Regions from separate parts of the Mus musculus genome. Here regions 1, 3, 4, 5 and 6 are each linked to region 2. A link is a loop called in an ENCODE intact Hi-C map of the cell type or tissue named here. Cell type or tissue: left cerebral cortex. All regions are shown on one strand.

The links. A loop is a pair of places that touch in the nucleus more often than their neighbours do. Peaks named below come from ENCODE experiments on the same cell type or tissue, not always from the same donor. Only the 100,000 strongest peaks of a DNase experiment are listed, where the experiment ranks them.
Region 1: a loop joins it to region 2, with 2.4 times the contacts of the local background. A loop is called at or near these places in 5 of 42 quality-filtered maps.
Region 3: it touches region 2 in a loop (6-fold over the local background); 2 of 42 quality-filtered maps call a loop at or near these places.
Region 4: it touches region 2 in a loop (2.5-fold over the local background); 5 of 42 quality-filtered maps call a loop at or near these places.
Region 5: it touches region 2 in a loop (3-fold over the local background); 5 of 42 quality-filtered maps call a loop at or near these places.
Region 6: a loop joins it to region 2, with 2.9 times the contacts of the local background. A loop is called at or near these places in 2 of 42 quality-filtered maps.

The regions. Positions count from the first base shown.
Region 1 is chr14:34,881,843-34,886,842 of GRCm38, reverse strand. All of the region lies in intron 2 of Grid1 (glutamate receptor, ionotropic, delta 1), which reads right to left. Among named protein-coding and RNA genes, the nearest start is that of Mir346, 10 kb to the left of the region's middle. In left cerebral cortex, no CTCF peak of the experiment used is centred here; DNase peaks (open chromatin) are centred at 2,032 and 2,395; H3K27ac peaks cover 453 bases.
Region 2 is chr14:34,820,806-34,825,805 of GRCm38, reverse strand. Grid1 (glutamate receptor, ionotropic, delta 1) reads right to left here. Exons shown (of 16, transcript NM_008166.2): 2 at 3,098-3,253. Among named protein-coding and RNA genes, the nearest start is that of Grid1, 3.2 kb to the right of the region's middle. In left cerebral cortex, CTCF peaks have their summits at 573 (motif pointing right), 1,402 (motif pointing right) and 2,489; DNase peaks (open chromatin) are centred at 2,476, 3,065, 3,672, 4,495 and 1 more place; H3K4me3 peaks cover 2,200 bases; H3K27ac peaks cover 25 bases.
Region 3 is chr14:35,559,349-35,564,348 of GRCm38, reverse strand. Grid1 (glutamate receptor, ionotropic, delta 1) reads right to left here. Exons shown (of 16, transcript NM_008166.2): 14 at 1,688-1,854. Among named protein-coding and RNA genes, the nearest start is that of 4930596D02Rik, 250 kb to the left of the region's middle. In left cerebral cortex, no CTCF peak of the experiment used is centred here; a DNase peak (open chromatin) is centred at 2,809; H3K27ac peaks cover 371 bases.
Region 4 is chr14:34,894,337-34,899,336 of GRCm38, reverse strand. All of the region lies in intron 2 of Grid1 (glutamate receptor, ionotropic, delta 1), which reads right to left. It overlaps Mir346 (microRNA 346), which reads right to left and starts at 4,728; the gene lies at 4,631-4,728. In left cerebral cortex, a CTCF peak has its summit at 2,816; a DNase peak (open chromatin) is centred at 2,916; H3K4me3 peaks cover 752 bases; H3K27ac peaks cover 1,032 bases.
Region 5 is chr14:35,069,929-35,074,928 of GRCm38, reverse strand. The region is part of intron 4 of Grid1 (glutamate receptor, ionotropic, delta 1); the gene reads right to left. Among named protein-coding and RNA genes, the nearest start is that of Gm41133, 61 kb to the left of the region's middle. In left cerebral cortex, no CTCF peak of the experiment used is centred here; DNase peaks (open chromatin) are centred at 110, 593 and 2,773; H3K27ac peaks cover 623 bases.
Region 6 is chr14:34,942,432-34,947,431 of GRCm38, reverse strand. It overlaps Grid1 (glutamate receptor, ionotropic, delta 1), which reads right to left. Exons shown (of 16, transcript NM_008166.2): 3 at 1,395-1,679. Among named protein-coding and RNA genes, the nearest start is that of Mir346, 50 kb to the right of the region's middle. In left cerebral cortex, a CTCF peak has its summit at 4,701; DNase peaks (open chromatin) are centred at 2,055 and 2,615; H3K27ac peaks cover 378 bases.

The sequences.
Region 1 (5,000 bases), 61 kb before region 2:
GTCTAGATAAGGCAGAGGTATGAGTGTATAGAGGTATATATACAGGCACCTAGCGTGGGAACAGGTATTTGTTTAAGTATAGATACAGCCTCCTCTTGGATCTCACTACAAGCTTAGAGATATTTATTCTCCTCCATAATAGGAAAAAGGTATGAAGAAGAGCCTGGACCATCAGCCTATAGCAGCCTGGAAATCAGAGCCCAATCAAAGATTTGGAAATGATGCCATGGGGAGTAGCCAGCGTCCCTCAGTTCAGGTGGCTGATGCTATAAATGAAGTGGCTGCTACAGTTCCCTCAGCAGCGGAAGAGCCCAGGCTCAGGTATGTTTTTCTTGATTGCTTGGGTCACTAAATTTGGGGGAACTTCCATGGGCTTCAGACACGCCCTACACACCTTCTCCCATGAGTGAGGTCAAAGGGAAGAGGGTGAGAATTTGAGGCAGGCCTTCCAGGAAGAGCTTCTCCAGGGAAGACAGGCTCACCCCTCAGCATGTGGTTGAGATGCTGGGTCAGAAAGAGGGAGAGTGGACCCCAAAACTACCAGGCACCCATAACCTACCAGGTCCTGACCCTGGGCATGAGAAACTTAGCTGCTTCTAACCTTCTGACTCTGAAATATGACCTAACAATAATGCCTGCCCTTAAGGAGACTAATGTTCTGCACTCAGGCACCTAGCAAGAGCTCTACCAACACTGACACTTGCCACTAGCCTTAGGAAGGAACTGGGGACACATATGGGGCAGAAACTAGGGCCTTCAGTCATCAACAAGGATTCAGCCACCATTGCTCAGGCTCTGGCCAGGGCCCAGACATGGCCATGTGGTGTTTGCTCCTTCAGGCTATGTTACTGGGACTCTTGGAAGCCCCAGGGGCTGATAGGGAAGATGGACATATGACTTCTGGCTGTGTGTGAGAGCATTTAAAAAAAAGAGAGAGAGAGAGAAAGACAGGACCACTCCATCCAGGGACAAGAAGGCTACACAGTATAGGACCCTAAATGCTGGTAAGATGAAATCCAGGAGGATACACGGAGAAAGCCTGGTTTGTGGAAGTTGTTGAAGAGCCTAGCATGGGAGGCTCCAGGTATGCCATGAGATGAGAGTAGGAAAGAGCAGATCTATGGGGAAGAGGACTTGCCATAGGAAAAACGGGAGTGGCAGTGATCAACACATTCCCCACCATTTCTCTGCGGGACTGGTACTTCAGGTCAAGTCACTGATAAATTCACATCTAACTGAGCATTGGGGGCTACCTCAGACAAAGGGCAATCAGATGAAAGCCTTGTGCCTGGCCCCAGTAACTTGCTGCTCAATTGACAGGGGATGCTACTGTCACTCTACCAAGTGCCTTTTTAACAGAGGGGAAACATGAAAATGACCCACGGCTGACTGTCCCAGTCCACAGTGCTTAGACATCAGCCCCTGAGTCCAAAAGGACCACAAGTTCCCAACCCAAGAACTGTGTATGAGGCTTGTCCTTAGGACAAGTGCATTAGCTTCTTTGCTTCCTAGGCAAAGTATGGCCAGCTAGACTCTCAGACAGGCCACAGAAGACAGCTAGCTGACCCCTTCTCATGGCCTGGTTTGCACAGAACAGCCTACATACTATACCTGATGTCTTCCATAACATCTAGTTTCACGTCCTTCTTTAACCGTTTCCCCAACCTGGGTGACATCTCAGTAGTCGGTTTAACTCTGAGCTCTGTGCTTTCAGCTCTGAGCTTGTTCTGTCCTGGAGTTTTCTGAGGTCTCCTAGCCATGCAAGCTAAAGGTGACTGCAATCAGCAGCCATAGAGGATGTTCCTACAAACTGCAGGAAAATTCTCCCTCAGCAATGATGGTCTCCTTCTCCTCCTCCTCCTCTTTCACCCCACATGGCAGCTCAGCTCTGCAAATTTCTGCCTCCAACTAAAAGTGCCCATTTCTGAGTCACGCTATCACCTCCTTTAGAAAAAGGCACCTGTGGCTATGCTCACAGCAGTCCAAAGATGCTCTGTCAAAGGCCAAGCCATATGGCGGAATCTAAGTATGTGCACAAAAAAGAAAGGGTGGGGACTCTTACCACACACACTGTGGCACCTGCTTGCCTATCCATAGCCAAGTTCTATGGCAAATGCCAAGAAACTCCCACATCTCCTGCGTAGTTATTCCCTCAACAAGCAAGGCTACAGGGAAAGGGCTCAGGGAGCTGAAGAGAGGCCAAAATATCCAGGTAGGAGGTCATTATAAGAATCACAGTGGCTCTATCACCTGCACTGCATGCAAAAATAAAGAGGTGTGCACTCGGAGACGTTAATAATATGCCCACAAGATATGCAAGATGATGATGGAGAACTCTCAAAGTTATTCTAGAATGTGCGCAACATCCACACAAAACACTTGGTCGTCAAAATGACTCAAATGAAATGGAACTTTATGGGAGCCAAAAAGTCCTGCTGAACTGCCGCAGGCCTGCCTACGTGCTGCTTGAAGAAGAACAACTTAACACGGTACCTTCGGATCCTCGTCATCAGGCTCGCGCTCAAACTTCACTGCAGCCATTACCTCCCAAAGCCCAAAGCAGCAAGGCACAAACTCCCAGATTAAAAAAAAAAAAAAAAAAAAAAAAAGCTCCATCTAGCAGTGGACAACCATAGCTTCCCCTCAAATGTATGGCCAAGGGCTTCCCTGGGCACAGTGAGTCCAGCCTCGTGGGCACAGAAGGCAATGCAAGCATACTACTGAGATAGTGCATGTGCTACCGGAGGGCAGCAAACCTGCCTGTCTCCCAGAACTCAGCTCCTTCCTGTACAGCCATAGGACTCCCTCCTCTGTGCCTGCCCTCCAGCTTCAGTATGGATGTCATGCTCTCACTTCCAAAGCTCTTGCTCCCTGGGCCATTAGAGTCTGCCTGATCCAAGCACCTATTTCGCTTGAGGAATAGATTGATGAGACTTCTGCCACTCAAGGCGAGCAGCCTAACTGGTGGGTCCCCACAGTGATGCCTGGGAAGAGTGCAGGGGAGGTACAGCATCCTCAGCTCCATACTGCCTGGCGAAGACAGAGCAATCATCTTCACCCCAGGAATATCAGCCGGTCACGAGAAACAGAGAGGAAGCTCCACAGGACAGTATTATCACTTACGCCACCTTCCTAATGGTAAATTACTAATATCAGAGCATTGCAAGTCCCTTGAAGCTCTTTACCGCCTTAGTGAGTCAGCACACACCATTTCAACCCGGCTTCCTCTGGCCCCCTTCACCACGTCCCATGGCCCACCCACTCTCCCCATGGCTGCTGGCTTAATCTTCTTAAAATGGTTCTGATCATCCCAGTTCCCTGCTTCCCAAGCCACAGGGCTGCCCTAGCCTGCCTTCCCCAATCCCCACTCTCATTTTCTTCCGCAGAGCCTCCTGCCCGCCTCCTTCTCTAATACACTGGACATTCCCCTACAGAGAAAGATCGGACCAATTGAAATGTCCTGCCTACCATGTGCTGCTGACTCACGCTGGACGGACCTCTGCTGAAGTTTCCCAAGAAGGGACCCTCACTCATGCTAAGACCAGACACTAAAGATCAGACTTGGGAGAGGTCCTGTGGTCAATTTACCATCAGGCAGGGCAGACTGAGAAGGGAAGGGGAAAATAACACAGGAGGAGCCTGAGAGAGAAAGCAGGAATAGAAGGCTTCATGATCATCTGAAACTGCTAGACCCAGCCATGTATGAAGCTAGATATATTCTCAAAAAGCAAGCTTAAAAAAAAAAAAACTCATTTTACTTAAACTAGTTTAACTTGGATTTCTGTCACTTAATTAATATATCTCTCCGTGCCCACCAAAAGAAGTGAACTGAATGGCAGATAACCAAACTACTTAGGACTTCATGACAGAGAAGACAGAGGAAAACAGAAAATGGAGACTAAGAGACTGAGAGACACAGTACCATCAACTGGGGGCACTGAGATGCTCTGTCGGGAGGAAGAGCCAAGGACAGGGTCCTTCAGGGCAGTAAGGGGCAAGAGAGAGTGAGGCCAGAAGCAGTGCGGAAGGTGGGAGGAGCTTCTTTTCTGCATCTCACAGGCAACCAAGAGAGGGCTTGCCTCAGTCCATACTGTCCTGAAGCCTCGGCCAGAGAGAGCAGCCCTAGAGAGGAAACACCCAGAGCAAACGGAGCAGGTTCCCAGTCTCTGCAAGGCTCCACGCAAGGCCAAGGAGGTCCCAGATGCTGACCACCTCATGTCCCAGGACAGCTACACAGATCATGGGACTCACTGCCCTTCTGCTCTTTTAGAGCCCATCTGGAGGGAGGCTACCCTGGGCCATGTGTGTGAGGCCCGGGAGTGAAGCCAAGAAGGAGCCCAGTAGAATAAGGGGAAGCAGAGCCCAGGTGACCCCAGATCCACAGCACAGCAGGCAAGATACACAAACCCCCAACTTTCAGAAGTTAGCTGAGGAGGAGAAGCCAGGGAACCCAGCGGGGAAGAATAGGACTCAGTAGAAGGTTTGTGGGAACTCCCCGAAAGCCGTGCCCAGTCACCCCACAGTGCCTTCCTCTCTTGTGAGTCCTGAACAGGAAGACACTCCTGGGCAAAGGCTACCAACCGTACCACTTCTGTGTTCCATCTAGCTGAGCCATGGATCACAGTGTTGTTGTGTCTGTCCTACACCAGGGAGGAAGCCCTACAGGCATAAGGGCCACACACCCCATCCTTAAAGGAACCACTTAATAAAAACCAGTCCGCCATCCATGCCCCAGACACAGGCATAGCTCCTGACCAAGACCTAGGACCAGGACAAGTGGCAACAGCTCATGTGCAGCTCTGATATCAGGGAACTCCTTCCTATCTGACAGAGTCAAGTGGCCCAGCCAGAATCCCAAAACTTAAGTTTTAACCCAAGATGGCTCCCAGACAGATCCTGTTCCTCTTCTTCACTGTCACGGTCAACTGGGTCCCGAGATTGCAATCCTACAACCCAGGATAGGAAGGAGGCTGTCTGGTCAGAGAGGGGAAAGTCCTACA
Region 2 (5,000 bases):
GAGACTGAGACATTTTTCCAGTTACACAAAAAAAGAAACTAGTGACCATTTAAAAAACAAACAAACAAACAAACAATGTCTAAACCAGTAAAAGGCCCTGACTAGAGCCTTGCTTGCCTAGAAAAAATTGCACTTGGGGCTTGAAGGTCAAATGGCACATAGCTCTGTGTTGTCTGTTGTTTAGATTGTTCCACCGGTTGGCAAGTAAAAGACCAGGTATGAGAACCAAGTGTGGTGCTGGAGGAAGGCTAGCCTCTAATGCTAGCACTCAGGAGGATGAAGTAAAAGAAGAGCCTGCGCTACTGAGCAAATCCCTGCCTCAAAAACACACCCCCCCCCCCAAAGTTCTATTTTGCAACTGAAGTACAGACCTAGACAGTCTCCTTTTTCTTGTTTCTTGTTTCTTCTTTTAAGGAAGCTTTGTCTGGATGCCCAGAGTAGCCACTTGCTATGTGAGCACACTAAGCGCACAACAGTGCATTGTTTTCTTTCTTAAAGATTTATTTGTTTTATGTATATGAGTACCCCATCTTCAAACACACCAGAAGAGGGCAGTGGATCCCACTACAGATGGTTGTGAGCCACCATGTGGTTGCTGGGATTTGAATTCAGGATCTCTGGGAAGAGGAGCCAGTGCTCTTAACTTCTCCAGCCCCATGAGGCGTCTCTTAAAGTTGGTTTTTTTTTTTTTTTTCATTAAAAAAAAAAAAAAGGCACATCTACAATACTAGGACTTTTCCCGCCACCAAGGCACAAATCTGCTGAAGCTGTGTGACAGCTGTTTCATCAACAGAGATGACCTCTCCAGGGACCCAGCTGCACAGTTCATCCATGTATGCACCCTGCCTCCGGTTAAAACCCTGTGTAAGGGCTGGGTGTGGTGGCTCACGCCTTTAATCCCAGCACTGGGGAGGCAGAGGCAGGTGGATTTCTGAGTTCGAGGCCACCCTGGTCTACAGAGTGAGTTCCAGGACATCCAGGGCTACACAGAAAAACACTGTCTTGAAAAAACAAACAAATAAAAAAAAAAAACTGTGTAAGATTGTCACCTTCAGTCCCCGGGGTCCTTCTGGTAGAGATAGCTATGCCCTACACCATGAAGAAAGTCACCAGAACCTGCAACCATTGTCGAGGTGTGCTAATCTGATAGAGGCCACAGACAGAGGTCCCAAGGAGTCATGATGAGAACACACCCACAAAAATGTCTGCGGTCAGAGGGCATCTGGAGACAGATTGTGGGATGGGGCCACATAAGAAGGACAGGCACTCCCCCATGACTCTACTTCAGAGGACATAAGACAACAGACCTCTGCCAGAGCCAGAAGCAGCACTTCACAGTCTTTTATGTATGTATTGAGTATTTTGCCTGAACACATAAGTGCATCACATTTGCGCAGGTACCAGCAGAGGCCAGAAGAGGGTGTACTTTAGACCTGAAGTCACAGGCAGTGGTGAGATACCATATGGGTGGTAGTAATCAAACCAGGGTCCTCTTCAAGAGTGGGAAGTGTTATTAATTGAGCCACCTCACCGGCCCCACAGATCTCAGAATAAAACAACACCAGTCTCTCCCTACCCACCACCACCTCCATTCAGCTCTTGAGACTGAAGATTTGGGCGTTTAAAACATCCTCCACCCTTTGAGCCTTACAGCCAGCAGCCCCTCCCCAAGAGCTGCCCCCTTCTCATCTTTTGCTGTAGTTAAAACCAGAAGGCCCTCAAAGTCCTCCCCCCATGCTGTGTGAAGATCCCAGCACTGTAGACTACATCCATCCATCCATCCATGGCTCACCCATCTTGAAGGTTACCGGCAGACTGGTAGACAGTATATAACCCAAAGCAACAGGCAGACCCTAGGCCCAGCAAGCCCAGGGAGAAACTGACAGCTGAGCTCCCTGCCCTGTAGCCCCGCCAGTTCTGGGAAGAAGTCCCTACATGCTATGCTTTCTACTGTACCCCTGTATCGGAGGCACTCGGAAGCACTAGCACCACAACGGAGCCTTGTTTGTTGTAAACAAGACAAAGGAGAGCGGGAAAGAGAATATAGTTGAGCAGGTTCCTGCCAGGGCCTTGACCAGAAATCAACAACAAGAGAGAGGGGACACTTCAAGAGCCTCCAGCCGAGTAGGCGTGGAGGGAATGCACGGGAAGGAAAGACAGAGGGAGCTGCTGTCACTAATGTATCAGAAGACATCAGACAACGGACATCTGCGGATGCTAAAAGCAGTAGTAGCTCCCATTACTTAATGTATAGATGTGTTTTGCCTGCACACATGTAAGTGCACTACGCGAGTGCAGGTGCCAGAGGGTGCCAGCAAAGACTGGTGGCCTCACTGGCTGCCCACCTGTTGCCCCTGCCTCCGCGAATCCTAAGCGAGCTAGCTGCGGGGGGCGGGGGGGGGCTGTTGCCCTGGGCAGCTAGTATTTTTCTGCCATCAGACCTAGTCCAGCTAGGCTCTTTTCCTGAGCGAACAGCGCCCACCTCCGGTCCAGGCGGCAACGTCTCCTAGGTCCACCGAGCAAGCACAAGCAAAGACGGACTGCTCCAAACACAGTGGAGAGAGGCAGAGAAGCTGAGGACCCGAGGGGCAGAAGCTTCTAGGACCCACAGAGTGTGCAACTGAGCGCTCGACAGGCTGGGCTACAGACAGGACAAACAGGAAGAGCTCTGAGCTACGAGCTCCCGTGGGCTGCAGGACACAAGAGGCTTCTGGGGAAGTGCACACGACAACGGGAACCCGACACGAAGACACACCCACCCACAAACACGCGAGAAACAAAGACCTCCCTGAGCCACACGCCTGCTCGGTAGCGGCGCAGAGCGCACACGCGCATCCACCTGGCCGGAAAGAAGCCACACAGTCCTGCCAGGAGAGCCGTTTGAGGTGCGTAGAGGCTCTCTGCTTGCCCAGACCGCACCGAACCGCCTACCTTGCTAGGCCTGGGAGGACACGCCACCATGCCTGACATAGCAGCCAAGTAAGTGCCCAAGAGGCTCTGTACAACGGATTGGGTAGCAACCCTGCCTGGACCCATTGCTGCACGGCCTCACTGCCTGCAGCCTAGTGACTCATGCATGGGCTCAGTGACCACTCACCTTCTTGCACCGCCTGGAACGGATTATTGGCCTCGATGACCTTGATGGAGTAGGTGATCTTCTCACTCTGCAGGATGTCATCATTGAGGCTCAGGTCTGATACAGCCAACTGGAACACCCTGTCGTCCTTGGCTGCGTTCTCCTCGAAGATGGCACCTGAGGAAGAAGAGGGGTCAAGACCAAGCCTGGAGAGGAACCCTTCCCATGTTCATTTAGCCCTAGGGTCAGACCACTGGGTACCACGTGGTGGGAGGACTGAGCTAGACTTTGGTTTGGTTTGGTTTATAATGCTTTGTTGAGACAGGTTCTCCTTCTGTGCCCCTAGATGCTTTCAATTCATGGTGATTCTTTATGCCTCAGCCTTCACAAGTAGAGAGATTTCAGGCATGAGGCACTAGCCTCAAGACTCTGTGCTGATTGTTGATTGGGTAGTTTAAACATCTCCCATCATAACCCAAACGGGGTGTGTTCCCCTCGCCACATCATACACGTGCACGGTTGACATAAGTTACACATTCATAGCCCACATGCTACCATCAGGTCACATGTGCTTCTTAAGCAAAGCACCTCATGTCCCAGCCATGACCCATACAGTAAGAGACTGAGGTAGCCTCCTGCTCAGATGCACCTGATGTGGTCCCATAAATCCCATCCCAGGAACCAGAGTAAATTCTCCAAAATGATAAGGTTCCCCTATCCCAATTCCAGAATGGAGTGATGACTTTTTTTTTTTCCTTTGCATTCCCTGGCAAATGCAGAAGTGAAAAGGTGGTCCACGGCCGGCCGGCTCTCCTGCACCAAAGACTTTTTTTTCTTTAAGCAGAAGGCATTGATAACCAGAATCTTGTATGGTCAAGATGCTACCAGGCCTGGTGCCTCTGCTCTTCGTTTCTCACTTCCTCTTCCTGTATGTATGAAAGGGGTGGGGCTATATCCTAAACCCCTAGACATTCTGATCTAGCAAGACTGGAGAGTCCCAGAAGAAACCACTCTTGAATGGCCCTTCTAGAAGCAGGAACAGCTCATCCGGAGCTCTGGCAGACCTGACGCTTTCACTAGGCACACAGCTTCCCTGACCCTGCCCCTATAGCGGAGATCAGTTGGACTGCTGCTCTGGGGTCCTCACTGACCCCCCACAGCCCCTTTACCAGGCGCCGAGGGTCATTGCCAAGGTCCTATTGCTTGGCCTTCTAATTGCCCTGGAGCCGAGAGCTGGGTAGGAAAAGGACTCGGCTCCCGAATTCCTCACTATACTGGAGCCGCAATGCTGACCGCGAGACCCACTCTGGCTCCTGGGCGGGAAGCACGTTTGGATCTTGGCCCGGCACCGGCACCAGAGGGGAGGCCGCAGCCCTTGGAGTAGAGACTCTGTCCCTGTCATCCCCTCCACCTTCTGCTCCGCGGGTAACATCAGCCACGTTTCCTCACACCTCCCAACCCCCAGTTTATCCGTGTTAGCTGGTCTTTCCCAACTTCCGGAAAGGCGACTGCAGAGGGGCTCCCCCATAAGCGACCGCTGTTAGTCCCCCAACCGGGCCCAACTTCTCGAGATCCCAGCCATTCTGCTCCAAACTCCTGATCACTACCCCTCCTCCGGTCTCCCCTTCCTCTGCTTTTCCTCTTCTTCCTCTCCATCCAGCGCCCCCCACCCCACTATCCATGCTCCTTCCGTTCACCCCTACCATCCACACTGTACGCTGGCCCCAAGACTTATATCAGGCAGAAACTCTAGGACTGTCCAGGATTGGGCTGCAGTTGCCACAACCAGATACACACACACACACACACACACACACACCGAGAGCTACACAGACACACACCGAGAAACGGGCAAGCACTGTGTCCACTCTAACAGGCTGACAGAACGCGACAGTCGCACTGAGAAGCTCAGATGGCCCCACAC
Region 3 (5,000 bases), 740 kb before region 2:
TAAAGCCACACTTAACTGCTCCTACATCTTCACCAAGTTTTGAAAGCACAATACTTACTACATTGGTTGCAAACCCTACTTCTCAGCCTTCTCTGGTGCATTTGAGGCTTAGCTGATCCTGAGCAAGAGGATCCAGTCTAGAAATCCAGGAAAGGGCAGGTAGTAGGGTTTGCAGATACAATGGTAACATGGTCCAGTGCTGGACTGGAACTCAGGAGAGCTGGATGCTGGAAGAGCATAAAGCACAGAACACACTCCTTTTCTCCCTGAATTACAGGGTAGAAAGTAGGATGTCTTCAATAATTTCCCTGTATCAACCTGGATATTCTCCAGATGGATATTCTTCAAGTGGATAACACATGAAGGCTGCAATTCATGTGTTAATCAGGCAACTGGTGGTTATCCCTAAGCTTGGCACTGAACGGATTTGTTCATGACAATGTTCCTGCCACCTCTTGTCGGGTTTCGATGAGCCAAGGCAGAGCCTTCCTTTAGAACTTCCTCAATCACCTCAATTCTAATTCCTTCCCTCAGCAGGATGCCACGTCAGATATGTCCAATCTGAGGGTCCAAGGCTAGACTTCTTGTGAGACAAGAGCCTTGGCTGGTAAACTGGCTACAAGAAAACAAGCATTGAGTTTACCAATATCATTCAGTTCTACCCTCCCTGCTTCAATCCAGATCATTCAGACCATATAAACTGCTATAACAGAGAACCACTATGGGATAAGGAGAGATTGGTATTCTGAGGGAGAACAGCAGTTTGGAACTTGATCATGCCCAATAGTCTAAACCTAAGCAGGCTCAAGGGACAAACTCATACCAACAATCACATGGGAAATGAAACCCAAGAACAAAGTAGACATGCTGCATTGGTTTCTGAAGGAGATATCCATTCAGTTTAACATAGTTGAAAACTTCCTCTCTACTTAGCCATCCCTCCTCTTTCTCCACAATGCTCCTGAGTTTCCCTATATTAATGAGAAGAGATCAGAATTAATTAACTCTCAGAGGATGGCACAGAAACCCAGAAGCCTACTTTTGACATGAGGAGAATGGAGAAGAAACGAAATGAGAGGTTGGCCTCTCATAACAAAAAAAGGCGAGGTCCATCTCTTGCCCCAGTGGACAGCAGCATCTATTTCATCCAGCCAGGAAATTTGATCCAAAGTCCACAGGACTCATCAGGTCACCTTGCTACAGATGGAGACAGTGCTTCTCGACTCTATTACTTTGCATCTCCACATGGACAACTCACACTTTGAAGATATACTTTTAAAAAGAGACTGTTCGGCCTCCCCAGATCCTACTTAGTCATTTATCTGACTGACTCCTATGTGCATTGGATATTACTACCCATGAGAAGTCCTGGGCCATATCAGATGCCCTCTTCTGCCCAACCCCATTCCTGGGACACTGCTTGACTCTGCACTGATATTATCTACATATATCATAGTTCTACCCACACTGCTGTCTTCCTACAAAGAGGCCATGAACTTCTTCTTTTCACCCTAGTACTTATGCAGGGCCCAAGAAGAGGTATAGAGAAAGGCACATTGGTCCCTAGCTAGTAATTAGGAAGATGGGAAGAATCAATGCATTGATAATGGCTCTTATGTCATAGCAGGAGGTTTTCCTTCTATTCCAGCTGCCAAGGCTGCTAGAAATGATTTGTTATTGTGCCTACCTCTGGGAGAAAAGGTCCCTGTAGGGGCTGCCATGTTGCAGGGCAATCCCGTAGCCCTTGCTGCTGATGCTGTTGCCGATGACAGTCACTGAGCAGTCGTCATCTGTCAGGGCTGCATACTCCACCACGGCCACATCCCATAGAAAGGCGTAGTTCCCCTTCTTTGCCTGAAAGACCCAAATCACCATGAAGCCCAGCATCCTATCTAGCTATATAGTTTCAAGCAGTGTGACATCTCAATAATTAGGTTCCGGGGACTCCTCTATGTGGTCCTACTCACACTGTACAATTAATTCTCTTAGCATTTGTGACTTGTAAATATACCACCAATTGAAACCATTCATCTTAGTAGATCCATCTACAGTTCATAGAGCAGGTGGAGAGCATGAGCTAGACGTAGGTCACAGTGACATTGACTCACTTCTCAATTTAGTACACTCACCCCTGGGGAGTATAGAGAGTAACATTTGGGGTGTAAGACTGCAGAGCAGAGTTTTAGGGGCCACATAATACCATATAATAAATACCATATAAATGTTGAAGGGATTGTGATAATTTTTATTAATAATCTCCCGACTGCCACGTCTTGCTTACCATGAACATGTACATGGGTTTCGTGTCTCTGGATGGCCAAGATGAAATACCAAGCAAAAGCACATCTAGAGTTTGCTATGCATGGGAAGACCTCATTACGGAATGGGATGTGATGGGTACAATGAGGATAAGTATATACACTCATACACAATGTAAACATACATGCATCTTTTAATTTCTTTGTTGTGGGCAGACAGGATTGAAACAGAACCTTGCTGTGCTGCCTAGGCTGCCTTTAAATTAGATTATCGTGCTCTAGCAAGAGCAGGTTTCTGGCCCCAGTACTTCCATACAATGGGATGGTTGCAAATTCTTCAACTGTGAATCTAGCTGCATCCCTAGCTGATACCTCTCAAACTCTTCCACAGCAGACACTCAGTTCTATTTTGATCAGTGATTCTAAATTGGACTAAAATTTGGGCACTCGGAAGGAATGTGAACGGCTTTTCTTCTTCCAAAGAGGCATTGTCACTTGGTTTTCTTAAAATACTGCATAACATTCTTAATGTATCAAAGTGCCTAGTTTCCTTTCTCTGTTTAACACACAGATGCCTCTTGCCTTGTTGTCCTTACCACTATGGCTCACATTGGATGCTGTAAAGCATAGCTGTAGACTTGGTAATAGGGCTGAAGCATCATAGACAAAATTAAACCAAGTTGGCAAGCTGTAGGCTCCTTGGTACTGTCCAGGGCATTGTTCCAGTTCCTGCCTTTGTTGGCTTTTCATTTCCCCTAAGATTCTCCAAGAAGTAAATGGATGCTAAAAATCAGGCTTTTATTTCTTTGCATTTTTCTTTTTTCCCTTGGGTTGGGAAGATTAGGTTTTGAGAAAGGATCTTATGATATAGCCCAGGCTGATTTTAAGGCATGATGACCCAACTAAACCTCCCAAGTAGTAGGATTATAAGCAAACAACACCACGCCTAGCAGGAGGTTTCTTTTCGCAATACCCTAAGTGTCCACAACCCAAGATGTCTTATTTCCTTGGCAGATTCTTTCCATTAGAAATAGTTGTGGGCAGAATATGACCTCCTGCACTGGGAATTGGCTTCTTGCAGCCTTTCACATAACCTTGTAAGAAATGATACACATCTGTGCCACCTACAGCCTGTCACCTGCAGCACCATTCAAATATTATGTCAAGGCCTCATTCCTTGGCCAATCCAATCTCAGAAGTCTTAAAGGACTTTGACCCAGGTTGCAAAATGACATACATCTCTCTCCATCCACATAGGAAGATAACAGTCTTTGTAATCCCCCTCCCACACGCACACACACACACACACACACACACACACACACACACTGGCAAACAAGTTTTCCCATGAAAAGATATAAATTTTCAACCTCTATTTCCAAGTTTCTCTGCAAAATGTTGACTTATGACCTAATATTTGGCTTCAGTCGGACAAAGGAGCATTTCACATCCACGCTTGCAATTCAACATGACAATCAGACACGGTTATTTGTACGATTTCAAAAGGGCATGTCATGTTGAAGGAAGAATTAAGATCAGCTTCCTTTCTACTTCTCAAGTGATGTTTCACAAAGAAAAAAAAAGGAGAAACTGGCTCAGGCCAACTGAAAACTGACTTTAGAACAGCCCCTGTGACCACAGGTGGGATTCTCAGAGGGGGTGGCTGGAGTCCTTCAAGTCACAAGTCCATGCGTATGCAATGTGTAGACTCATAGATAGGCACACACAGCCACTGGGTAGAAAGCCTGCATCTACAGCATTATTGGACAAAGCTGTGCAAAACGCAACATCTGAAAACCATGCAGGCAATTCCCCTGCCTCTATTCCAAGCTACACACGAAGGATTTTCTCTAGAAGTAAGAACTTGCCTTCTTGATCCTAAATACCCACCATCTCCATTTGTAAACAATAACCACTGTCTTTCTTGTTTGTTTGAGGAAGCTTGGCTAGACCTCTAGTCTACATGCTCAAACCATAACATGAGGACTAGTAAATGGTAATGGGACACTTGCTGTGACAGGACCTAACTGCAAATGGGCAAGCCAGCATCTGTATCAATTTGTACAACATATTCTTAGTGAAAAACAAACAAAACAAAAAAATCTTTTTACCATCATAAGTACCCCAGAACTCTCTGGCCCATGTCTCTTAGCCCCACACTGAGTAAAATGCAGTACCAAAATTTCCCTTTAAGGAGGATATTTTGGACCTTGAAGGTATCTCCACACTCTTTCTGGTGTATCACCAAGGCTGTAGGAGACACAGCTATCTTTAATGTGACTGTGCAACATGAATGTTTCAGAAGTAACTAAATAGAAGTCCAAATGTTTAGAGAGATGGATCAGTCAATAAAATGTTCGCTGTGCAAGCATGAGGACCTGAGCTCAGATCCCAAGCTCTTGTGTAAAGAATCACAATACAACTGCAAGCACCTATAATCCCAGTGTTGGGGAAATAAAGACAGGAGGTCCCTAGTGCTTCATTGGCCAGCCCTTTTGGCTAAAGAGGTGTGTTCCAGGTCTCAGTGAAAAGACTTTCTCTTAAAATATAAGGTTGAGAGCAATTGAGAATGAGACCTACCAGTGAGTTCTAGCTGCCACACACACACACACATGTAGATACATGTATCTATGCCAAGAAAAATAAAAATTAAAACAAAGCTGAGATTCCACCTCACACCAATCAGAATGGCTAAGAACGAAAACTCTGGTGACAGCAGATGCTGGCAAGGATGTGGAGACA
Region 4 (5,000 bases), 74 kb before region 2:
TTTTGGAGAATGGTGTTAAATCCTGCAAGTAATGTATAATTACATATATTCATATTAACTAGGAAATATAAAATATCAGGAAAGAACAGGAAAACTTGGGTCTGTCCAACATTGAAGGAAAATGCTCTAAGTTTAAGTAAAAGGTAGGGGGCAGGGATAAGATTGTGGGCTGTTAGCACCACCCAGATTAAAAGTAATTATTTCTAGAAATGGTGTATCACTCAATGGTAGAGTGCTTACAAGAGAAGCCCTTGATTCAATCCCCACTACCATAATAAAAAAAAAATCTAATCCAATGAATATAGAGTCTAGCTTCTAGCTTCACCCTAACAATGCATGTGTAGGATAGAAGCTAGCACAGGTGGCAAGCATGGAGATGGGAACAGAGAAGAGAGTGATGGAATGGAAATGGAATGGAAAACAGTAAGCAAAGTGGGCTGAGGGGAGGGGTGACAGGAAGCAAGGGGATTCTAAATGATAGTCAAGAAGCCTCCTCCTGGGATCCAAAACAAATGTCAGTATCACCCGATGGTCTTGCTCTTTGGACGTTGGAGGGACCCATGAGAACACAGGCTCTGGTTTCTCATTAATAAGCTGACATGCTTTCAACTGAAGTCAGTCTCTTGTGAGCTTAGTTAGTGTGAGGCAGACAATATGTGGTCATGGAACAAGCAAGAATCACCATGTGGGGTGGTTAGGTCAATAAGCACCATTCTTCTTATTATCTGCTACCTTAAACCGGGAGGCATAGGCACCGCCCACCTGCCATTCGTGCACTATTAACTACACACTGTGAGTATTACTTCATGACAGCCTTAACTCTGATCCTTACGTCCAGCAGGCCTTGGGCTTTCTAATGACCCCTGGACTCCAGCAAAGCCTTCAGGAGCTCCTGGTCTCTGTGGGAACTGACAGACACGCCTACAGTAGATGACATCCCAGAGGCCCAAGGCAGGGGCTAGAGAGGGCTGTTAGGAGCTGGGCTATAACAGAGTGTGTAGGTGAACATGGGAAGTATTCCTCCTCCAAACATGGAGCAAGAGCACTTCCCCAGCATCTGGCTGCAAATGTGAAAACCATGATGACAGACAGGACAGTGATGGAAAGTGCCTCAGGGAGGCCCCACAGACAGGTTCACCCATCACCAGCCTCCTGGCCTTGCTGAGCCACTCCAGAGCTGACAAGGCAGATAGCTCCCTTGCTTTCAATGGAAGAAAGGTTTTGTGCTTTCTGCTTTGTCTTTAGTTCTGAGCTAAACAAAGATCTGGCAGGTGGGAGATGGAGCTGCTGTCTGGGGAGTCTGCTCTACCGGAGACCAGATAGGTGTTCATCAGATCTAAGAGATGGCCTTCGTAGAAGCTGCAAAGGAGGGGTGTCGTATGAGCCCACAAAGACCCAAACACCTAGCATGAAAGAAGCACCCTTCAGCCTGCTCAGGCTCTGCATAGGGGCTTTCTACCCAGCCAGGAGAGGTGGAGTGACTATTACCCCAACTTTGGCAGGAGGAAACTGAGACCCGCCCCAGCAAATTATATGACTGCAAAAAATAATCCGACAGAATCTAGCTTGAGGCTGCCTCATATATGCCAGGGGCTCTGTATCGGTGGGACTTGCTGGATCCCTGGAGGACACAGGGCACACCAGACCTGCCAGCATGGGACAGAGTGGACATAATCTGTTCATTGGTGCTGCAGATGAGACATTCGGTGAGTGCAGAGCCCCAAGCCTGTCACCAGGCATCACTGCCCTTCTCCAGAAGGCAAGCAAACTCTGCAAGATTGGTAACTGGTTGACTTGAGTTCCCAGTGCCTGGAACATGCCTTATATACTACCTAGCCAAGGGTCCATTAGCAGCAAAGGTCACCCCATGTTCCTGCGCCAGGCCTCATATGACCAAGCCCAGGTCTAGGACAATCCCTCAAACTTCCTCTTCCTCATCTCTAATCTGGATCAGCAAGAAACTCCTTAGAGTGTATGGAGTAGGAGAGGAAGGCCACAGAAAGGAGAAAGAAAGGGTAAATAGAACCCACTATCTACAAGGCCAGGTGCTACGAGGTATGGAAACCCACTGGGTTTGCCCAAGAGGGCCTGGGTAGGTGTTTATGAACGCTACACATGCTTGCATCCAGCAGCCACCATCATAAAGGTCCCAGTTCCCATTGAAAACCCTGAAGGTCATGCCCAGCTGGCATGCCCTTGCCGTGTCTTAGGGCTAGACTCCTTAAGCATCTGTTACGGAATATTACTATCCAAGGAGCAGTGTGTGCCTGGCACATCACTCTTTATAACCAGTCTTGAAAGGTGGACCTGTTGTTCTCCACCAGCAGGTACCAAGAGTGAAGCTCAGAGAGGTAACGCAGTTTGCCCAAGGTAACACTGCTAGGCAGTGACATGAATTGGGTACTCTTTCCACTGCCCAAGCTGCCTCCAGGAGAAAGAGAACGAAGAGAGAGAAAAGGGACTGACTCTTCTGGTCTGCCCAGGACTTGGATGGGAGAGAGGGGGCTGGGTGGTACTTATGGCTCCACCCCCGTGCCTGGCAGCTGTTAGCACTGCTGGATCTGCTGCTGGATCTGTCACTCATCCTCCACCTTATCTCTGCTCCCTACCAGGGCCCCACTTCGCTGCGAACATACTGCACTCAGAGAGGTTAAAAAATCACCCAGCACTACGCTCGCTGCCTTTCCACGAGCTCTAATTCCAACCTCAGTCCACACAAGGTTCCACATCACTACAGACTTGCGCTCCTTGTCCCCAGAGGCCCAGAGACAGAGCCACCGCAGCAGCCAGGCAGGAAGCCCTCGTTCCCAGGCGCACAGCCCCCTCCCCCGGCCGCTAGCGCAGCATAGGCTGCGTTTGTGGGAACGCCGGCCCCCGCGCCGAGAGAGAGCCGATTTATGCTGGAGAAAACATCTTTGTTCTGAGGGTGAAGGGGAGCCATTTCCAACAATTTCATGCTCTGTTCGCGGGCCCGGTGCTGGGGTGGCAGCGAGAGGCTTGTTCTTCGAGGCAGAGCCGCACATAATGAGGCTTCTCACTGGCGCGCTCCGCCACCGTGCCAAAACCCAGGACGGTTATTTATCCATTAATCTGACATTACACCCCCCCTGCATTTTATCTGCGTACATAAATTTGGTGGTTAGAGTGTGTGCCTGGAAGAGAAACTCCTGCATTCGATTCCTACATATCCGTGCAGGCCATGCTACCCCTATAAACTCACCTTTGACTCCCCTGGGCCTCAGTGGTCCCAGCTGGGAAGGCTTCAAGGAGGAGTTTGGTCCTTCTGTAGGAAAGAGGGCATTCTCTAGAGAAAGACTGGTCGTCCTCACCCACCCCCACCCACCCCTCTTCCCCCCCCCCTACCCCATCCACCCCCACCCCACCCACCCCTGAGTCCTAAGCTCCTGTCCAGTGGTCTTTCTTTCACTCAGCAAAACAAGCCACTTTCTTCACTTCTTTCTGCAACCTCCAAGGTCCCCATCAGATCAGGGAGAGCAACTGGGATCCTAGGTCCCCAGGTCTGGGCTGGAGACCTGGCTGTGTGACCCTGCATCATCACCTTGCCTCTCTGGGATGGTCCCCCCACCTTCTCTCCCAATACTGCTTTAGAAATTAAGAGAATTAATATTTGTCAAATGCTTAGCACAGTGCCCGGCACACAGGAAGTCTCAATAAGAGCTGATTTACAAACACCAACTAGTATTTAGGAGCAGGCTTTCAACAGAATACAGGCTAGACCACTGAGTCTCCCCTGCCCCACACCAAGGCACTCTATAGACCACTGAATCTCCCCTGCCCCACCCCACTGCACTCTATTGAGAGGAGCATGCCATTCAGACAGACTGAAAATGCCCAGCTCTCAGTTATACAGAGGATCCAGATGATGAAAATGAGAGAGGGGAGGGGACTTGTCTAAGAACCCAGCAAGTTCACGGCAGAGCTGGGAACATATTCCAGTTGTCTTCCTTCCAGCAGGTTCATGGCTTCTGTGTTGATGTTGTTTCACAGTGACCTTGGATGCTCACTTAGCTCATTCTCATATAGAGCCTTAACTAAACTCTCCACTTCATGCTCAGGCTGAGCCATGGCAGACTGTAGGTTGCTGGCTTCCCCCATCCCAGCAGCTTTGTCACTGTGGAGCTAGGAGGCCAACCCCACGAGCAGGTATAACCTTACCCCTTGGTCTTCAATGTCATTTTCTTCATCTTTGAGTTCTCTGCAACATCTCTGTCGCCTGGACACTTAATAGAACTCCCAGCCTGCCCTCCCTGTGTGCCCTTAGCACCTTGTCCCACTTTCTCCCAGGGCTGGAGTCTGTAACCTGCCCCACAGCTGGGAGACATTTAGTCCCTGCTGCTCTCTACCCTGCCACACAGCCCTGGATGAAGGACTCCAGATGCAGCTTTATCTGACGAAGTGGACCTGACCTAAGCTTCACTACACTTCTTCAGAGCCCATCTTCAGTCATGTCCACTCCCTCGCCACTCTGTCCTTAGGGCCAGACTTCCAGGATCTTCCCTGACTTGGCATAGTGATGCCCATGCTGGCTGTGAAGGTCAGGTGTGCTGTAGACCAGAGGCATGACGTCGTGAGTCTGTAACCAGAGAGAGGAGCCAGCAGTGTGTCCCTCGAAGGAGCAGCTCTGCCCAGGCAGCTGCAGGCCCAGCCCCTGCCTCCTTCAGAGCAACAGAGAGGCAGGCACTCGGGCAGACAGACGCCCAACACAGAGACCTCCTAACCGCCTGGTCGCAGCACCTCGGCCCTGTCTTCCGTGGCATCACAGATGAGGAAGCCTCTCCAGGAGGCCAACTCTGTTGAGCAGAGACTCAGAGACTCGCAGGGGAAAGAGCTGCTTCTTGGCCACCCTCAGAAATCCTCCCAGTAGTGCCATCCTTCACAGAAGCCTGGGACCTGCACTTGCCTGGCCTTTTGCTTTTACTGGCTAGTTAAGTAACTAAAGTAGCATGACCAGAAAGATGTCGCCTTGGCTACACACTAGG
Region 5 (5,000 bases), 250 kb before region 2:
GCCTGCAGCCCCTGGGCAGGCCTGTGCAGACTAGCCTTCCCCACCCCCCACTGTCCTTCAGTTCATGCAGGGCACGTACTGTAGGCAGCACAGAAGGAGCAACTGTCTGCCAAGGCCCTGACACTGGCTGCCTCTGTCCTTGCCAACAACCACGGACTGTCCCAGCCCTACCAACACTTCCGTAGCTTTGTCTCCGCTTAAAGGCACAATCTTGCTCCACCAGTTAATGAAGCACCTTCTCTCCCACAATTCCTAAATTTCCCCAGAGTCAAATGTAAAGTGTATACAATTGCACAGCACACAGCTTGATAAAAGAAAGCTTATATCTTTAATAATTCTCAATGAAAGAACATCCTGTGAAGGAATTGCCTAATTAAAAGACAACAATGGGATAAAAAGCAAATAAAAAGGGAGAGACGGAGAGGGAGAGAGAGATCACACGTGTTAATGTAGAACTAAATAAATATCCTCCACTTGAGATCCCTTAAACACTTTCTTAGAAGCCAGATTTACTTGTTAAGCATTCAAATGAATTCTATCTTTAAACAGGCTTGAAAAATGAGCAACTGTTGACTAATTTTGTATCTCTGTGCTTAAAGAATGAGGGATGTGGCCAAGAGCATGTGGGGATTGCTGTTCTAGATCTGGAGTTGCTAGAAGGATGCCGGCTTAGGGAAGCGCCATCCCAGCCTAGCAGAGGTCAGAGAGCAGAACCTGCTTCTGGAGACATTATACTCTGTCCTAGTAGTACCACTAGGTACAACCTCAAGCCCCAAAGCCTTAAGGCAACAGTGTTAAAAAAAAAAAAAAAGAAAGAAAGAAAATGAAAGAAAGAAAGAAAGAAAGGAAGGAAGGAAGGAAGGAAGGAAGGAAGGAAGGAAGGAAGGAAGGAAGGAAGGAAGAAAGAAAAGAAAGCAGAGAAGCCGCTAGGAACCTTAAAGAATGACATCATGACAAAGGCAATGACATCATGAGTTTCCTTTCTGTGTCAGGCATTTCATAGTTGAAGACTCTGCAACATCAACAGTTCACAGCATGATGGGAAATCCCCAGGTAATGCCAGCCCTAGCTCGAGGAAAGGCCACCAAAACAACAGACTTGGATACAATGATCATGTTGCTCTGGTGTCTAGCCAGACACTTCAGGGCATAGTGGTTTGGCTTCACTCACACTCACAAAGCCCAAATGAAAAGCCTAGAATTTCCACTTCCACCTGGCTGAAATAGAGTACTCATTGCCTGTGGTGGGCATTGTCTGACAAGTCCTCATATAGATGAGAACACTCATCTCTACGCAGAAATATAGAAATCACATGGATACACATACTCTCACAGCACAGTGTGTGAAATACTCCCAAACGTGCCCCAGCATAAACAAGAAGCCCTGCCCCCAGCCCTAGCCCTCAGCAGAATTCCAGGGAACAGCCTAGATGTCTACCCTGATTTCATAATTATGAGGAAACAAATTGATTTCCCAGACAGCACTAGGAGAATTAGCTAAAATATAAGTTATAAATAAGTAAGAAGCAGAATTTGAAATGTCCCCAAGATATTCAGGTTTCAAATAAAGATCACTACTCACATTAAGAACCAGAAGAAGTTCAAGCTGTATGGGAAAAGAAAAGACAAGCAATAGATTTGAACAAGGAAGATGTATTCACATTCTGACAACCATGTATAAGCGGGGATCATTAAAAAAAATGCTTCAACAAGCAATTGCCAATATGTTTGAGCCAAAAGACAACAGAAACTTCAACAGAAGGTCAAGAATCAAAAGGAAATTTGTAGACTGAAAAAATATAACAATATAAGACTCCATGCAGGGGGGTGGGGCGTGAGGCCTGGAGGCAAGAGCCAATGAACTAGAAGATCTAATAGTAGAGGCTGCCCAATCTGAAGAATGGGGAAATAGACTTTAAGGGAACCATCGCTACTTTAAGAATCTAACACTGGCACATCAGAGTCACAGAAAAGGAGGAGAGAAAGGGTGGGGCTGAAAAGGTACTTGAAGAAACAATGGCCCGCACTGCTTAGTTTGCAAAAGATGTAAACCTACAGATTCGGGAAGCTTTCATGAGTAGAAAAAACCCACAGATATCTGTATCAAAAACATATAGACAAGTATTTGATAAAATAAAGACAGAGAAAAATCCTGAACGCATCAAGAGATTGCTTACAAGGAAAAATAACAATTGGAATGGCAAACTATTTCTCATCAGAACCACCGAGGTCATATGTAGGTGACCCGATATTTCCCATGAGGGAGTGACATGACATTTTCCATAGGAATGACAATAGCATTTTTCAACATTTTTTAGGAAAAGACCTGCAATCTAGGATCATAAATTCAATGAAAAATATCCTGTAAAAAGTGATGGCAAAATAAAGACATTCACACATGAATACATTCAGAATTTGGTGTCAGGAGGCTCAACCTAAAGAGAGGCTTCAGGTAGTACTCGAAACAGAAAGGAAATTGTCAAGTAAGGTGCCTTGAAATAGCACAAAGGAGGAAAGAATGTGGTAAGAAATAATAAGGGTAAGTATTATATACTTTCATTCTCTGCTTAGAGTTGCTAAATTTTGCTTAACAATTGAAAGAAAATTATAACACTGTCTGGTATAGTTATACACATAAGTGCAATAAATATGTAAGACAATTATATATAGGCAAGGAAGAAAGACAAAAGAGAGATAAGTTTTCTGTGCTTCTCTTGAGCTGGTAAAATGGCAATGAGCAGACAATAATGAGACTGTGTGCGTGGGTGCATAGGTACGTGGGTGCATGGGTACGTGGGTGCATATGTGAGTGCTCAAGTTGGGGAAAACCACTTCAAAGGCTAGACAAAGAAGTTCACTAAGCAACATTATAGATAAATCAAAATGGAATTTTAAATAACGTTCAAGTTACTCAGAAAAGAGTCAAGAAAAATAAACATACAGCACAGAGATCAACTGGAGCCAATAAATGAAATGAAAGGTACAGAGGCAGAAGAGACAGCTCAATCAGTAAAATGCTTGCCTTGCAAGCATGACCACCTGAGTTCTACTCTCCAAAACCCACGTTTAAAAGGAGCTGGGCATGATGACACATACTTGCAATGCTAATGTTGAGGAAGTAGAGGCAGGAAGGTCCCTGGGGCTCACTAGCTAGCTACACCCCAGACTGCCTAGCCTCCCCAGGCATACATACAGAAACACACACACATACATACACACATACACGCACACACACACCAAAACCATGGCAGATATAAGCTTGAATACGTCAACAAGGACAAATGGCCAACTATACGCTACTATGCTGCACTGAAAAGAAAAAAAAATCTCAGCTTGTTATAGGAAAATTTCTCTAATGAACAATAAAGAAGTTGAAAGTAAAGTAATAGGGAGAAAAACAGACTGAAATCAGAAATCAAGACTTGCCCATTAACATCAGATAAAGAATACTTGAGAGCAAAGGAAATTGCCAGAGACAAAAAGGGAATGACAGAAAATCATCAAGAACATAATACCGACCAATTCCATCAGCCAACAGCATCTAACACACACTTGTGAACATTTTACTCAAAAAAACAAAATGTGCATTCTGTTCAACTGTCAGATCCTGTTTGAAATCTTGGGCTTTTACAGACTGTGTCCTGTGATCACTGTGGAATCAAACTGAAAATCAATAACATACAAATAATAATAAAAATCTCCAGGCAGCATGCTATAAAACAACATTGGGGTCAAAGAGGATGTCTCAAAAACAACCCAGAAATCTTCTTGGAACAAAACGAAGACAAATGAATTGAACTGTGTCAGATATAGTTAAAGCAGCATTGAGCAGGGAACTTGTAGCACTCACTGAAGGCATGCATTTTAAGAAGTCACTAGTCTTCTTTGTCAAAGATAAATGTCCATATGTGCATGGGTTTATTTCTGTGTCTTCAACTCTATTCAACTGATTGATCTGTCTATCTCTGTATGAATACATGCTGTCTTTATCACCTACTGCTCTGAAGTAGTCTGAGGTCAGGAATGGTGATTCCTTCAGAAGTTCTTTTACTATTCAGAGTTGTTCTATCTATCCTGGGATCTTGGTTTTTCCATATGAAGTTGAGAACTGTTCTTTCCGTGTCTGTGAAGAATTGTGTTAGAATTTTGATGGGTATTGCATTGAATCTCTACAATGCTTTGGGTAAGATGGCCATTTTACTATGTTAATCCTATCTATCCATGTGCATGGGAGATCTTTCCATAATGTGATGTCTTCTTTGAATTCTTTCTTCAGGGAATTAAAGTTCTTGACATACAGATCTTCACTTGTTTGGTTAGAGTTATATCAAGATATTTCATATTATTTGTGACTATTGTCAAGAGTGTTATTTCCCTGGTTTCTTTCTCAGCCCATTTATCATTGTATAAAGGAAGGCTACTGGTTTCTTTGTGTTAATTTTATATCTATCCACTTTGCTGAAGTTCTTTATCAGCTGTAGGAGTTCTCTGGTAGAATTTTGGGGGTTGCTTAAGTATATGATCATATCATCTGAAAATAGTGATAACCTGACTTCTTCCTTTCCAATATGTATCCCCTTGATCTCCTTTTGTTTTATTGCTCTAGCTAGAATTTCAAGTACTATATTGAATAGGATATAGTAAAGGAAAGAGTGGGCAGCCTTGTTTTTGTCTTCACCCTGATTTTAGTGGAATTGCTTCAAGTTGCTCTCCTTTTAATTTGATGTCGACTATTAGTTTGCTGTATTCCACTATGTTCTCAGCAGCCTTTCTCATAATAGCCAGAAACTGGAAGCAACCCAGATGTCCCTCAACCAAAGAATGGATACAGAAAATGTGGTACACAATGGAATACTATTCAGATATTAAAACCAAGGACATCATAAAATTTTCAGGCAAATGGATAGAACTAGAAAATATTGTTCTGAGTATGATAACTCAGTGCCAAAAAGACAAGCATGGTATGTACTCACTGATAAGTGGATATTAGCCAAAAAGTAC
Region 6 (5,000 bases), 120 kb before region 2:
ACACAGTAACTGTTTGCTCTTTCAATTCTTCCTGTAAGACTCCCAACAGTTTATTTGTTCAAGTACTGAGGACAACATCCCAGACTAAGGGAAGCAGAGTATTTAGGCAAATGCAAACATATGCTGATTTCTTTTCTTAGTTACATGCTTGGCAAACGGGTTATTTCACCGGGAGACAAAACTGGACTTTACAGGGTTGTACAGCTCCATCCTAACCTCAGCCAAGGGGGCTTCCAAACCCCATAAGTGTCCAGCAACCTGGAACAGGTGACACAGGGGCTGTGGCTATAAACGTGTAGCATAGGGATTCTTAAGAGAACCACTTTGGATCCTGGCTAGTGATCACACCAATATGCATGCTAGAGAAATGCTACAGAAAGAATCCACACCCAAAGCAGACTGGTCTGGACATATACATGGAAACTGGTAAACTACAAAGGACCCAACACCCACAGCAGACTGGAATCGGACACATAGACACAAGCTATGAAGGGTCTGCCGGCTGCAGGAGGGTCAAATCCTGGTTGTGATATTGTGATACCGCTAATTAAGTGATACAGCTCATTAAAGTGCTACCCTTAGGGAACCTGGGTGGAGGACGCATGATATCCCTCTACATTATTTCTCAGTAGTGATATGTGATTATCAATGGTCTCCGAATAAAACCTTTCTGAAGCACAAATCGTGGAAACCATTTTGCCTCAGGGTTGGAAATGGTCTTCTTACAGAGAAGCTTTAAGAAAACATGAACCTGCTTCTCCAAAGCTGGCTTTTATGGTTTCCTAACAAATAAATTATGCTTACTTCCACAGACGAGGTCTTCAAAGAAGCCACGCACAGCCATGCATATCCTCAGGCCCACCGGCTAACAGACCCCTACTTCTGATCTTTGCCCCAGCCTCAGACCCTGAAACAGGGCAGATCAAAGTGAATGTAAACAAAAACCTGAGGCTGGACCACCATCCAGCATGGGGGTAGCCTTCAGAGGACCACCATCCAGCATGAGGGGTAGCCTTCAGAGAAGGTGCCAGGAAGACCTAGCCAGGCAGCCTCCACTTCTGCCTGTACGTAGCTCTTCAGATCCCTGCCAGCAGTTTATTAATATTTTATTGAAAATTCTAAGATGATTCAAACTTCAGCTGTCATGATAAGGTGATGTTGCTAGGCAACTTTAGTGCCTATCTACAGATCTGTTTTTGCAGCTCTTCCCTGATTCACAAAGCTCAAGGTTGGGCCCTACCGCCCTGAGGAAAACTCAGCCCAGACCACCAACGTGGATATATGCCCTGACAGTATGCCAGTACTGAGTCCCATGGTCGAAGCTTCTTACTCTTAGGCTCCCAGCATCAAGCTGTCCCTAGACCCAAGCCTCAGCCCCGCCTCCCCAGACTCACCATACTCGCTGTCATAGAACATGACGAACTTCTGCCAGCGCAGTTCTGTCACCAGCCTGAGCATGACATCATTGAGACGGACAGGTGGTCTCGAAGCCAGTGTGTAGGCCTCGCCGTCAGGGCTAGGGTTCAGGTGGCAGGCAGTACGTGGTGAACCCCCGGGGTTGCGCTGGACAAAGAGGTGTGGGATGTGCATGGCGTCTGTGAGGGACTGCAGGGCATTGGCGGATGCACAGCCCGTGGATGTGACCAAGGCCAAAATTCCCTGGGTCATGAGGTCACAGGCTGGAAAGGAAGGAAAAAGACAGGAAGAGATCAGCATGGGGCACTGTTGTAGAGGCTTCATCCACACAGCTCCACCCAGCAGCTCATGCCTGTGGCCCTGAGATGCCTCCCCACACAGACCAAGAGCCAGTTCCAGCCTGGTCAGCAGCTCCTATGAACCTTAGTGGGTGAAACATTAAAGCTACACATCTCAGGCTCATTTAACAGATGAGGAAAGAAAAGTCAGAAGGGGCCATCATTTGACCCAGGCTAGCTAAAGAAGGGTAGGAGAGAAGGGATCCACCCCCGATCCCCCTGATTCACCAAACAGAACTCTGAATTAGATGATGTTTCCCACCTTGGGCTGTAGCCAAATGCTGGGGAGGAGACCAAAACTCATGCTGCAGAATTTGTGTATTCCTTTTCATGGGCGAAGAGTGTAGCATGTGCTCTGCAATTGTTGTCTGAACTGGACTGCTTGTGTCTGTAAGCTCTGGATGACATCATGATGTCAGGAAGACATATACTTACCCCCAGAGGACCCAGAATAAGGAGAGGTGGTGAGCAGGATTCAAGTCCACTTGAGTTCTATCATGAGGATACTGGGTCAAAGCCCAGATGAAGTGCTTGGCTACAGTTGCCCAGGATTGTTCAAGAGCCACTCGACAATCACAAAGGAAGATGCACCCATAGCTCAGGCAGTTACCAAGGGCACAGAGGAGAAAGGAGACTGAGATGACAACAGCCCTTTCTGAGACTGACCCACTCAGGAGCCTGAACTTTAGACGTCGTCGCCCAGTAACCACAAGGGGCACGCGCCACCGTTGACCACACGCTCATATACCTTCTAGGGCCATCAGAGCAGATAGAAAGATCCTGTTCCCACACTCCAACTCCACGCACCAGTTTTGAAGCAAGCATGTCTTACGAATGTGGGGAAGCAGATGCAGTCTGAAAACACAGCCTGTGGATGGCAGCGAGCCATCTGCTGCACGCAGCAGACGCTGAACGACTTTGACAATGCAGTTCCTTAGTGGGGGCCCTACAGTTTATGTAATGCTTCAGACCCGGCTGGGGAAGTGGCGAAAAACAAGGGTGGTCACCCCAAGGAGAAGGGAGGGAGAGGGTAGAAAAGATGTGAGAAGGGCTATCCCCTACACTGGCTGGCACCAATGGCAGCTGCTCCCATACTAGAGCTTTGCCATACACACTGTGGGACATTGTAGATGATAACTCGGGTCCCAGGTCCCAATGGTTCCTCCACTTCCCATGCAGGGCCTGAGGCTGGGTACACAAAGGACATGAGGTCTCTCTCAAGGATCTCATAGCTACCCAAATGTTCTACCCCTCCACCCTGGCTTCTCGGAAATCCAATCATTTAAACATTGTGTCTGTCTTCAGACACCCAGTGAGAACTGGGGAGACGGCTCAGTGTGTAAAATCCTTGCCACACAGTCATGAGAATCTCAGTTCTGATACCCAGAACCCATGGTCTTTAGTTGCCTGTAGCTCTGTGAGCCTCCTGTCCCATCCATGTTAGCAGATCTCTTAATATAGCCCTTGTTCAGCTCACGAGTAGCAGCCATGTTGGTGGGACTTGATGAATATTAGCTTCTGATATTCAGAGCCACGGTCTCAATGCAAACTCCCTGTTCCCCTGGCTCTCATGGTCATTTCATCTTCCACAATGATTCCTGAGCCGGGGCTTCAGGGGTTGGGTTGAAGACCTATCATTTGGAACCGGGCTCCGCAACTCTATATTTTAATTAGCTTTGGTTTTCTGTAATGGTCTCCATCTATTGCAACAACATCAACAACAACTCTGCAGGCGGCTAAGGAAGGCTGAGAAAGCCTTCCCCAGGGACGAGCACAGCAATGGGTTACTCAATGGCAAATGGTCAGCCCTGAAATCATATACATACAAGTAACATTATACAGACTGAGCAGGTTGTGTATTTAGGAACGTACATATATAACAACAATTAATGAAAAAGAAACCCAGGCATTTGAAATAGAGCAAAGAAGGGTATAGGACAGGGTTTGAAAGAGGAAAACCTAGTTTTTTAAAAGCTGACACAGTGGTGCATACTCATAATCCTAGCCGTAGGTAGGCAGAGACAGGAGGAACCCGTGGCTTTCCGACCCACTACACTAGGGAAGTCAGGGAACCCCAGGCTCAGTGAGAGATACTGTCTCAGAGAGAGACGTCAGCATAAGATGTTGACCTCTCTACATTTACATGCACTCAAACACACACATATGTGCCTACCTGGGGCAATTCGTGAAGGCACACAATGTCTGCACCTCATGCTCTTCATTCTACCTGTACATACTAGATTGCACCCCTCACCTCCTCAACTCATCTTCATGCTCATTCTTGCTTCAGGAACGATTCAACCTCCCGAGGCTGGCCACAGCCTTCATTCAAGATGCCCACAATTCTCTGCCATGGCTCTGCACACGACCTCCATAACTACATGGCTCGTCTAATGACCCTTGAGCTCAAGGAGTACACAGTGATCTATCTCATACTCAACATGCACACATATACACACACATACATGTGCATACACATACACACACATACATGTGCATACACATACACACATATATGTGCATACACATACACACATGTGCATATACACACATACATGTGCACACACACACACATACACATGCATGCATAGTGAGCAAAGCATGGCAGCTCCTAAAGATTTGTGCAAGGATACTGGAGTCCTGACATTTTCTTTTTTTTTTTTTTTTCAAGACATTCTCTGTGTAGCCCTGGCTGTCCTGGAACTCACTTTGTAGATCAGGCTGGCCTCAAACTCAGAAATCCGCCTGCCTCTTCCTCCCAAGTGCTGGGATTAAAGGCGTGCACCACCACACCCGGCTCTTTTTTTTTTTTTTTTTTTTTTTGAGTCCTGACATTTTCATGCTCTGTGTTCCTCATTACTCTCTGGGAAACTATCCAGACCATGGAACTAGATCCAAAAGTAAAAGAGGACACTCAGTGGTACCCAAGGAACACTGCAAACTATCTGAAAGATGCAAGTAGTTCGTGGTTATGGAAGCACTACACAAAGAAAGCACACACAGCCTCTACAGCCGTGTACCCCACAACAATATAAGAAAGCACTTGTCATACATAGAAAGGTACATGAAAAATGATGTAAAAATCTATGTATTTTACAATATCAATTAAATAAAACTCAATATGCATGAAAGAAAGACCAGAAGGAAAAAAATGCAAAATGTTCAAAATGAAAGCAATTTGTAAGTGTTTTTCTTTTTTTATTTTCCTATATTTTGCCAAAATTTCATGACATGAATAGGTAATTG